2 separate regions of the Homo sapiens genome follow, and region 1 is linked to region 2. Evidence: read pairs that join two places in POLR2A ChIA-PET (ENCODE). Cell type or tissue: MCF 10A. All regions are shown on one strand. Links, peaks and the distances in the headings refer to the core of each region. The heading gives the core; the rest is flanking DNA. Region 1 overlaps DNER (delta/notch like EGF repeat containing). Region 2 overlaps DNER (delta/notch like EGF repeat containing).

The links. Peaks named below come from ENCODE experiments on the same cell type or tissue, not always from the same donor. Only the 100,000 strongest peaks of a DNase experiment are listed, where the experiment ranks them.
Region 1: POLR2A ChIA-PET joins it to region 2 with 19 read pairs; 3 of 35 experiments call an interaction of 5 or more read pairs at or near these places.

Annotation. Positions count from the first base shown.
Region 1 is chr2:229,485,973-229,491,359 of GRCh38, forward strand. All of the region lies in intron 6 of DNER (delta/notch like EGF repeat containing), which reads right to left. Among named protein-coding and RNA genes, the nearest start is that of PID1, 220 kb to the left of the region's middle. RefSeq lists an enhancer at 478-979. In MCF 10A, for the core only: no CTCF peak of the experiment used is centred there; a DNase peak (open chromatin) is centred at 3,219.
Region 2 is chr2:229,431,480-229,436,866 of GRCh38, forward strand. All of the region lies in intron 8 of DNER (delta/notch like EGF repeat containing), which reads right to left. Among named protein-coding and RNA genes, the nearest start is that of PID1, 160 kb to the left of the region's middle. In MCF 10A, for the core only: a CTCF peak has its summit at 258; a DNase peak (open chromatin) is centred at 2,922.

The sequences.
Region 1 (5,387 bases), core at 315-5,314, 55 kb after region 2:
GTGAGGCTGCTGAATTTGGGCTGAATGCTGATGCTACCAAGAGAACCCACCAGTCTCAGCTCTCACCCTGGGGGGATCTGAGCAGCTGGTATCAGGGCCTCAGCCGTGTCTGCTAAGATGCAGTGCCTAATATTAGCACTCTGAGGCAAGAAGTAAACCGGGGGAATAAATAGTGCACCATCAAGACGTTCAGTCTCAGAGGCATCCTATTTTAAAGTCGGAAGGCAGACATTATTGCACAGAAAAAAACTAGTAAGATTCGCTGGCAGGAGAAACACAAACACATCTGGACAAACACAAACAGGATTTAAAAACCAAAGGCAAAGAAAGGAAGATACATGAAGCCCATCTATGAAAGACAATAAGTAAAATATAATTAAATTGGAATATGCAAAAAAAAAAGCTTGACAGAAAGCTGACATTCAGCAGAATTAGAAAAATTAATCTCAACATTGGGGAAAAAAGTAACCACATCTAACAAGTAAATAGACAAGAGGCACAGTGGGAAGGACAGTGGCTTGGGGAGTGGAAGGTCTGGGATGGTGATACAACAATCAGCTGAGAGAGCTCATTAAGAGGTTGACTTTTACCTTCATTTCCCTCATGGAGGAATTAAAGATTATGATTATAATGACTTCAAGCAGCAGGTACCATTTCTATGGAGTGTACCCTTTAATCCACAAGAGCTTGCACCATGCTTGGCATGTCCTAGGTGGCTCAATATTTTTTGAGTGAAATTTATGGATTTTAAAACTGCAAAGCAATATGCCAATATTTTTGGATCTCTCAGTTTTTATACAGGCAATTTAGAGCAGTGGTTCTCAAAATGTGTTTCCCAGATCAGCAGCATCAGCCCTGCCTGGGAACTCGTTACAAATGCAAATTGACCATCATTGTCACAGACTTACTGAAGGAGAAACTCTGGGGGTGGGGCCTGGCAACTGAGGTTTAAGAAGTCCTACAGGTGATACTAATACAAGGTACATGCTAGAGTTTGAAAACCACCATCTGGAAAATTAGAAGCAAGCAATCTTTTAACATCAAATATTAATATTATTCATTTCCGAATTACACATATAACGCAAATTACAGAGGACAAAAATCAGAGGCCAATGGGTGAAAGTCAAATATTATATGACATCAAAAAGCCTTTAGTGATTGCACTGTTGACATGGTTTTCTTCTTTTTCTGAGTGGGAGGTCTTGGGCTCAATTATTGCAACTGTCATTGCATTCTTCACACATCTACTTCCCTATTCTTTAAGGGCAGGTATTGATTACTTTTATGCCAGCCTCTAGCACAGAGCCAGGGACACTATAAATACTCATTATATAGTAAACTAATAACTGCATAAGCACCATGCATCACTCTCTCTAATATAATTCCTTTTATTCAATTTCTCTAGCTCTCAAATAATAAAGTGCAATATTGATACAGTCCATCTATATCTTTTAATCTGATGATTCCGAAGAGGAAGATAATTCAATACTTAGAATTCAATACCTCAAAGGGGAAGATATTTCATTAAGTATGTCCTGATGACTACTCCTGAGAAGTTGAAATCAAAAGAAAGAAAACATTAGATTAATTAAGGTGTTACACCATGAGACAGACAAGTTAGGGGATTGACTTAAACTACATAAAAATTTATATAACTATATTTATTAGTTGAGTTTTAAGTTTTTGTAGTAAATCAAACTCTAAAGAAGGTATTCATTCACTCTTCAGAAAGAATTTTTTGTGAGTGAAAATTCACATTTGGGGAATCTAAAAGAAGTTCAGGAACAGTTCTTACCTTCAGGGAGCTTAGGCTCCAGATGAGGAGGTAAGACACATTCCCATGAAACAGCATACTGAGTAAATGAGCAGGAGAATGGTCCCAAGGCAGGCACATGTGCATGGCAGTGCCCAGGCTAGCCTCACTGATGTGCCGGGGAAACAAGGCTAGGCTAGGGCCCCCAATCCACAAACCAAAGAGTTGGGGTCACTGACATGGCATCTTCAAAGGTTTCTGCACAGAGTAGAGGCATGGTAACGATGTGTTGTATATTGATCTCTTCCTGTAACCACTCACCGCCATTTCAGGGGAGCACTTAAGGTCTCTCCTCCCTTCTCCCTGGGAGCAAGTGTTCTGGTCTGGACGAAATGAGAGAACTCCAAGAGGGATGTCGAAACTGGGTGTGGGATGGGGAGTGGGCAATGCCCTTGCAGAAGAAATCAGAAGAATGAAAGCTCCAATCTTTCTCATCTTTCATCCTCTTACTAGTGTTTAGAGGCTACAAAGAAGTGCCCTTGATGGCTTACCGATTCTGTGCCAGTGTGTGTGGATGTGGATGTGGGGATAGATGTTTGTGTATGCATGTCTGCGTGCATGTGTGCACTCTGTGTATATTACATTTGTATATGTGTGTACATGTTTTGTGTTTGTGTATGTGTTATGTGCATGTGTGTATACATGTGTGTGCATGTGTTGCATATGCATGTATATGAGTGCACATGTGTGTTGTGTGTGCATTTGTGTGTTCTTGCGTGTGTGTTTTCTTTTACAAGGTCAAGATCATCATTCCATTTTATAGATAAGAGAACTTGGGCTCAGAGGAGCTAAGTAAAGTTGGTGAGTGGAATTCAACCCAGGACTGCAGACTCTAACCCTACGTCCCTCTCTTTCCTCATATGTGTTCCTTCTTTCCTTTTGATGAAGTTCATTTGAAAAGACTGTGAGGGCCAACCAAGGCCAGCCCTGAGGCCAGACACAGTGGGCAGGAAGTGGCCCATTCAGGCCTGGCTTTCCTGTGATCTTTGCTCCAACCTGGCTCCCCTGAGCAGGAGATGCAGAAAGAGCTGAAGCCAAATCTCTGGCCAAGAAAGTGGTGATTGGACTCTGTGCAGGGCTTGACAATCACAACAATATCAACAGCTGACATTTGTTGAGGGCTTACTATGCACCAGGTCACTTTCCAAGCACACTACCTATATCATCTTATTTAATCTTCACAGTCATTGGATTGTGGCACATTGAATACCGTCACCCATGCCCAATTTACAGATAGACAGCTGAGACCCAGGAAGATTAAGTAACTTCCCCAAGCTCACACAATAAATGAGTAGTGGAAGCAGGCGCTGCACTTGGGCAATCTGGCCTCCCGGCCCAGCTGGGCTTTGCGGTCAGCCAGGCCCTGGCTTCGTAAGTATCACATCGGCAGCTGTGAGTAAGGCAGCATGGCCTGCGGGGAGGGTGCAATCACCCAGGCGGCAGATGCCAACAGCTTGAATCAGGGCATTGGTAATGGAAGAGGAAGAGCCAGGGCAGATGGAGAGTCATCATAAATAAAGGAAACTTGGTGGCACTCCAAAGATAACTGAGATGAGGGCGGCGAGCATAATGGCCGAGCTTCCAGCCCAAGTGAGGAGGGAGATGATGGCACCACTGATAGAAACTAGGGATGCATGAGAAAGCCAGACTGCAATCAAGTGTGGGATCAAAAGGAGGCAGAGAGAGGCCGGCAACATGACTGGGTGGGTGTGGGGGGCGCGGACAGAGGGAAGGAAGGTGGTGAGGAGGAGGGGGAGGAAGAGGAAGGGGAGGAGGGGAGGAGGAGTCGGCAGACACATTGCTGCCTGGTGCAGGCAAAGTGCTGAGGTGAAAGGCTGGGCTAGAAGGGGTCTGGAAGCCATCCACCTTGAGGTGATGGCTCAGAAGGAGCCATTGCTACCCAAGGCAGAGGAGAGCAGCTGAAGAGGGAGGGGAGGAAGAAGAGGGTGGGAGAGGTCTCAGGAGAGCAGGCACAGTGCAGTGCTCTGGAAGCCAGGTGAGAAGGCTTCTGAAAAATGATCAACTTCAGCAGGATAAGGATGAGGAAGGAGCCCTCGAAATCAGTGAGAAGGGCACCACTGATGACCTTGGAGAAGCACTCTTATGATACAGAGAGAAAAGCAGCATGAGGGAGTGGGTAGAAAATTATGAGTTGAAGATGGACCAATATGTTGCAGTAACGAGGAAGAGAGAGTGGAAGAGAAAGAAGGGGAGATCAAAGTGGAGGACAAGAGGGAAGAGGAGGAGAGGAGGAAGAGACAAAGGAGGAGGAGAAAGCGGAGGAAGTGGACATATGGAAGGAGCAGCAAGGAATTTCCAAATTACTGCTTGTTTGCAGGACTGGTTTTAAGATAGAGAAGGCCAGAGAATCCTTGTGAACAAGAAGCCAGGAAAGAAGCAGGGAGGGACAGGGAATATAGCAGAAAGAGGGAGACAAGGTTAGAAGCACATGATCCTGGAGGAAAATTGAAGAGGGAGTACATCAGGCTAAGTGTCTTAGTGTCTTGGCAGCATTATTCACAATAGCCAAAAGATGGAAATACTCCAAGTGTCTGTCAGCGCATAAAGGGATAAACAAAATGTGGTACATCCATACAATGGAATATTATTCAGGCATAAAAAGGAATGCAGTTATACCTGGTATAACCTGAATGAACCTTGAAAACCTGCTAAATTAAAGACACCAGCCACAAAACTACACATCATATACTTGGACTTATCTCTAAAATGTCCAGAATAAATAAATCTATGGAGACAGAATGTAGATGAGTGGTTGCCTAGAGCTGGGGGGTGGGGAGGATGGTAGGGCCACAGAGTGATAGCTAAAGGGTAGAGGGCCTCTTTCAGGGGTGATAAAATGCCCTAAAGCTGATTATGGTGATGACTGCACAACTCTATGAATATACTAAAAAGCACTGAATTGTAAACTTGCTGGTATGTGGATTGTATCTCAATAAAGCTGTTATTTAAAAAAACAAACAAACTTTGGAGTCATTCACAACTCTCCACTTCCACTCACACCTCAGCACACCAGGAAGTGTTATCAGCTGTACCTTCAAAGACATCCCAAATCCAAAACGTCTCACTACTTCCAGCACCACAGTGGTCAAGCTGTCCTTATCTCTAGCCTGATAAATGCACATATTTTAAAAATAGCCTCCTAACTGGTTTTCCAATTTGTCCTCCCTATGTTTATTCTGCCCCAGACTCCACAGTGATCCTTTTAAGTGGAAAGTCCAATGGCTCAGCCCAGTTCATGCCCTCAGTGGCTTCCTGTCACTCTCAGAATGAGCTCCCTGTCCTTCCTTCCTGGCCAGGTCCAGGTTCCTTCTCAGCTTGCTCAGGTCTCATCATAGGTTCTCTCGGGCACTGTGCTCCGGCTCTTCAAACACGCTGGGCATATTCCTGCATCATGACCTTTGCACATTATCTTGGTCCATTCAGGCTGCTAGAGCAAAATACCTGACACTAGGAAATTTACGAGGTGCATGCAGATTCAGTGTTTGGTGAGGGCCCATTCCTCATAGACGGCACCTTCGAGATGCCCTCACATGGCAGAAAAAGAAGGCAGCTC
Region 2 (5,387 bases), core at 225-5,224:
CAATCTCTTCACAATGTTTTAGCTATGTCTTATGACTTTTTTTTTTAATGTTGCTTTTGGCCACTAGAGGGTGGATTCTACTTATTATCTAGGCAAGTGAAAAAGGAAAAAAAAAAAGTTACTCAGGAGTTTAACAAAAGAGGAGGACTAAAAAGATAAGTGTGGGGAGGGGGGAGGGATAGCATTAGGAGATATACCTAATGCTAAATGACGAGTTAATGGGTGCAGCACATCAGCATGGCACATGTATACATATGTAACTAACCTGCACATTGTGCACATGTACCCTAAAACTTAAAGTATAATAATAATTAAAAAAAAAGAAAAAAAAGATGTCTTTTACAAAAGGAAATAGATGGCACAGAGGGATGCAAATGAATCTGCCAGGTTATATTTAAAGAAGAAATCCCATTCCCTTTAATAATAAAACATAACATTCAAATATTTCTCTACAGCTTGCAAATTCACCAATATGTCCTCTATAAACATATGGTGTCTACAGTTTAAATTATCCATTGTAAAGTGGCCTATTTTTCTTACTTTTTATTTAAAATATTTTTAATGCAAATGTTTGTAATACCATGATTAAAGCACCAAGATTAAATACTAAGTATAATGACAAAATAATATTTTATAATTTGAGTTAAAGATTATTGTGCTATGTGTGTTTACATATAAACAGTAAGAAAAGCATTTTAATAAAATAATCCCATACCCTCAATTGATTATCTAGCATGTTTATAAACACATAAAAATGGCTGGTTTATAATTGAGGTGAGGAAGATGATAAGAAAGTTTAGAAAAGCAAAGGTAGACATACACCCTCACATTCCAGAAGTTTTTCATTATGGGATGCACAAAGATGGGTGCTGGGGCCAGCAAAGGCAACAAATGGGTGGGAGGGGGGAAAATCAAAGACTAAGACTCTATTATGGCACTTTGAAGAGAAAATAAAACCTAGATAATTACTTTTACACAAGTATGCATACTAACAAAGAGAAATTTTAAACGGTATAAAAGTATAGAAGAGTTTTAAAATGTTTATTTCCTTTTAATTTATTTCACAATCAATTGGTTAAATTTGGTTTAGTTGACCTCTTAGTTACTAATAGACATTCATTTGAGGTATCCGCACTCATCACACTTGGGTCTCAGTGCAGTCCCCAGACCAGCAGCATCAACACCACCTGGGAACTAGTTAGAAATGCGTGTTCTCAGGTCACACTCAAGACCCGCTGATTCAGGGACTCTAAGGGTAGGGCCCAGAACTCCATGACTTAAACCCTCTAACATGGTTCTGATGAGCACTCAAGTTTGAGAGCCACTAAGCTATAGAATAGAAAAGTATACAACGTCTCCCACAATCTCTGACTCTCACAAATGCGGGGAAATGGTAGGGGTTGTCCAAGGAAAATGCTACATATAGTGTGGTTATGGGATTTTTTGTGTTTTGTTGTTGTTGTTGTTGTTGTTGTTTTGAGATGGAGTTTCACTCTGTCGCCCAGGCTGGAGTGCAAAGGCGCAATCTAGGGTCACTGCAACTTCCGTCTCCTGAGTTCAAACAATTCTCCTGCCTTAGCCTCCTGAGTAGCTGGGATTACAGGTGCCTGCCACCGTACCTGACTAATTTTTGTAATTTTAGGAGAGACAGGGTTTCACCATGTTGGTCAGGCTGGTCTCGAACTCCTGACTATGTGATCCGTCCGCCTTGGCCTCCCAAAGTGCTGGGATTACAGGCGTGAGCCACCGTGCCCAGCCGGTTTTGTATTTTAACAGCCATGGCATCTCCTAAGCGCGTTTAACTAATCCAACCGCAAAACATATGGTCAGAACATGTACCAGCTATGGGCATATAAATAAACCAACAGTGAAACATATAGTCAAATGATCTACCAGCCATCGGCACATGGACTAAAGGAAGCTACCCTCCTCTCGAGGTTTACATAAGGGAAAAAAGTAACACAAAGGAATCCCAAAGTGACAACAAATGACGTATTGGAAAAGAAAGGCCAGAATGAGGGAAAGTAATAAGGATATAGCTGTGGCACAATGTGTTCTAGTTCCTCACTGTATGACTAGGAGTCACACATGCCTAAGCGGAATGAGGATAAACAAGTTCATATTCAAATTCGTGAGGGCAATTTTTCCCACATCTCTGATCTAGCTTCCTTAACCCACAGGAATAATATTTTTGCAGAAAGGAATGTCAGAAAATGGAAGATATTAGAAGTATTTAATACAGCACCAAGATTAAGATTTTGAGTAACATACAGACCAGTAGGTAATATTAAAAATAATATTATAGTTTTGTAAAGATTAAGTGTGTTTCAAATTGACTATCATATACTAGACATTTGTGAATTAGCTTTTTGCATTCCTAATTATCTTGCCGAAAATTTGCTCTGAAGGTAATTTATGTTGCTTATCTTTTAAAATATATTTTGAATAAAACATAAAAGCTCTACTTTAAAAAGGAAAGAAAGAAAAAAGCATAAACAATCTAAGGTAACAATTTTTGCAAACCAAAAATTGGGAACCATGATCTGACAAAGTTGCGCTGTTTCCAATTATATATCAGAGGTGGCCTCATAGATACATAGTTTGGTAGCAAAGTATTTGTGTGATGGAAAACAAAATACTGTGACTGGGATTATTCCAGAAAATTTTGGTACACGGAGTCCACAATGCAGACCACGATTATCTTTCTGGCTGTATTTACTTTCATTCCCCTATCACTGGGGACATTCACAGGCACAATGCAATCGTGTCATCCTCTAAGCTTTCTATTAGTCATTGCCATTCTCGAGTAAATATGCTAAATCCTAAATATTGTTAAACACCAGGGAAATTTCTCATGATCCTTTAAGAACAGTTTTAGAAGCACACACCTTCCACTTGGCCACTATCCCTAAGGGCTACAAATGCCCAAGGGCTGAAGCTGACAGTCAGGACTTCAGCTAAAGAATTTCATGGGGAAATTCAGCCTTGATGCAACTGGATTACAAAGAAAATTTCAAAATGTAAATAAATCAGAAATGACAACTCAATTATATGAGTAAATTCTGAATTCTCTTCCAACTTTCTTTATTAAATTAAGGATGCCTAAACACACAGCATTTGTTCATTTAAGAGTTGATAAAGCAGTGAAAAATCAGAAGTGTGTTTTTATTTGGTGACTTAAGATTCTAGGAGAATATATATGTTAATAACCTGAAGGGAAAAATGAAACTTCTTTGAAATAAAGCCAGGAACAAGGCTCAATCTATATGGAATTATGAGGTAAGTAAAGAAGTTTTCTCCTAGACATTCCTTATCACTTGAGTAGGCAAGTTCAGGGGACCTCACCATTTCTTTTCAAGCAACCAAAGATTAAACACTGTTTTTCAACTTTCTTTCTCCTCAAATCTGCTTACATATATAGAGACAATTTATATATATATATATATACACACACACACACACACACACACGTGCACACACACACACAGACACATCACATCACATTCTTCACATATTTAGGTTTAAGGTTATGGTAGATTGAAAAAAAAATAGCTACAAGTTCTGTGCAGCTCCTCCTATCAAGAAACAGAGTCTATAAGCTTGGCCCTGTGACTTGCTCATGCCACTGGGACATTGGCAAACAACAGAAGAAGCAGCTTTAAAGAGAGCATGCATATGGGACCTTGTGTTCTGTTGCTGCTTTCGGAACCCTACAATCGTGGGAAGAAGCCCCGACTGGTCTGCTGGATGAAGAGAGACATGTGGCTTAGTTGCCCCCATCACTCCAGCTAACTGCCAGCAATATAAGAGGGGTCATCCAGGACCCGGCAGTCCCCAGCTGGCTTGCCAGCTGACCACAAAAGCATGAGTGGGCACATGGAATAGAGAAGAGACATCCCAGCTAAACCCTGCCCAAATTATCAACCCACAGAATCACAAACAATAAGTGGTTTTCTTAAGCCATCAAGTCTTGGAATGTTTTGTTACACAGCAATGACTAACTAATACAAAGGTTGATTGCCAGGTACAATGTCTAACTTAAATAAATAAAACCACAAAGATAAACTTTTAGGCATCAGAGACCTGGTAAAAAAGGTATTTTTACGGAGTAGTAAAGAGGAGTCTTCTCAAAATAGTACCACCAGGTACTACATATTCCTTAGTTTAGACCTACTTTAATTGGGCTTATCCAATCTAAAAGCAACACCTACTAATGAATTGAACCTAGGACATTCACTCTGATCTGAGGCATCAGAAACCATCTGGTAGAGTAAAATTGAAACATGATCTTGGTAATCATCAACATATCATTAAGACTTCAGTCCAACCAACTAAGGACCTCTTTAGGCAATTCCTATAAAACCAAGTGGGATTGTAATTTTTTAATGATTTTGGCAATATGTTTATTCACAATATAAACTGTTTGGTAAAAGATAAACATGTGCCTAACAAGTTAACAACATTTGATTGTGATTTTTTTTAACTTTTATTTTAGGTTCAGGGATACACAGGCAGGTTTTTCATATAAGTAAATTACATGTCTCAGGGGTTTGGTGTACAGATTATTTTCTCACCCAGGTAATAAGTATAGTACACAGTAAGTAGTTTTTCGACCCTCATCCTCCTCCCCACTCAAGCAGGATCCAGCGTCTATTGTTCCCTTCTTTGTGTCCATATGTACTCGAAGTTTAGCTCCCACTTATAAGCGAGAACATGAAATATTTGGTTTTCTGTTTCTGTATTAGTTTGCTTAGGATAATAGCCTGTGGATCCATACATGTTACTGCAAAAGACATGATCCCCTGCTTTTTCATGACTGCACAGTATTACATTGTGTATATGTACCACTTTTTAAAAATCCAGTCTACCACTGATGGGCATTTAGGTTGATTCCGTGTCTTTGCTATTGTGAATAGCGCTGTGATGAACATATGTATGTATGTGTCTTTCAAATTCAGGAAATGCAGAGAACACCTATGAAATACTACAAAAGAAGGCCATGCCCAAGATAGTCATCAGATTCTCCGATGTCAAAAATGAAAGAAAAAATGTTAAAGGCAGCTAGAGAGAAGGAGCAGGTCACCTACAAAGTGAACTCCATCAGACTAACAGCAGACCTGTCAGCAGAAACCCTACAAGCCAGAAGAGATTGGGGACCTGTATTCAACATTCAAAAGAAAAAAAAATTATAACAAGAATTCCATGTCCAGCCAATCTAAGCTTCATAAGCAAAGGAGAAATAAGATGCTTTTTGAACAAGCAAATGTTAGGGGAATTTGTCACCACCAGACCTGCTTTACAAGAGGTCCTGAAGGAAGTGCTAAATATGGAAAGGAAAGACCATTACCGGCCACTACAAAAACACACTTAAGTACATAAAGCAGTGA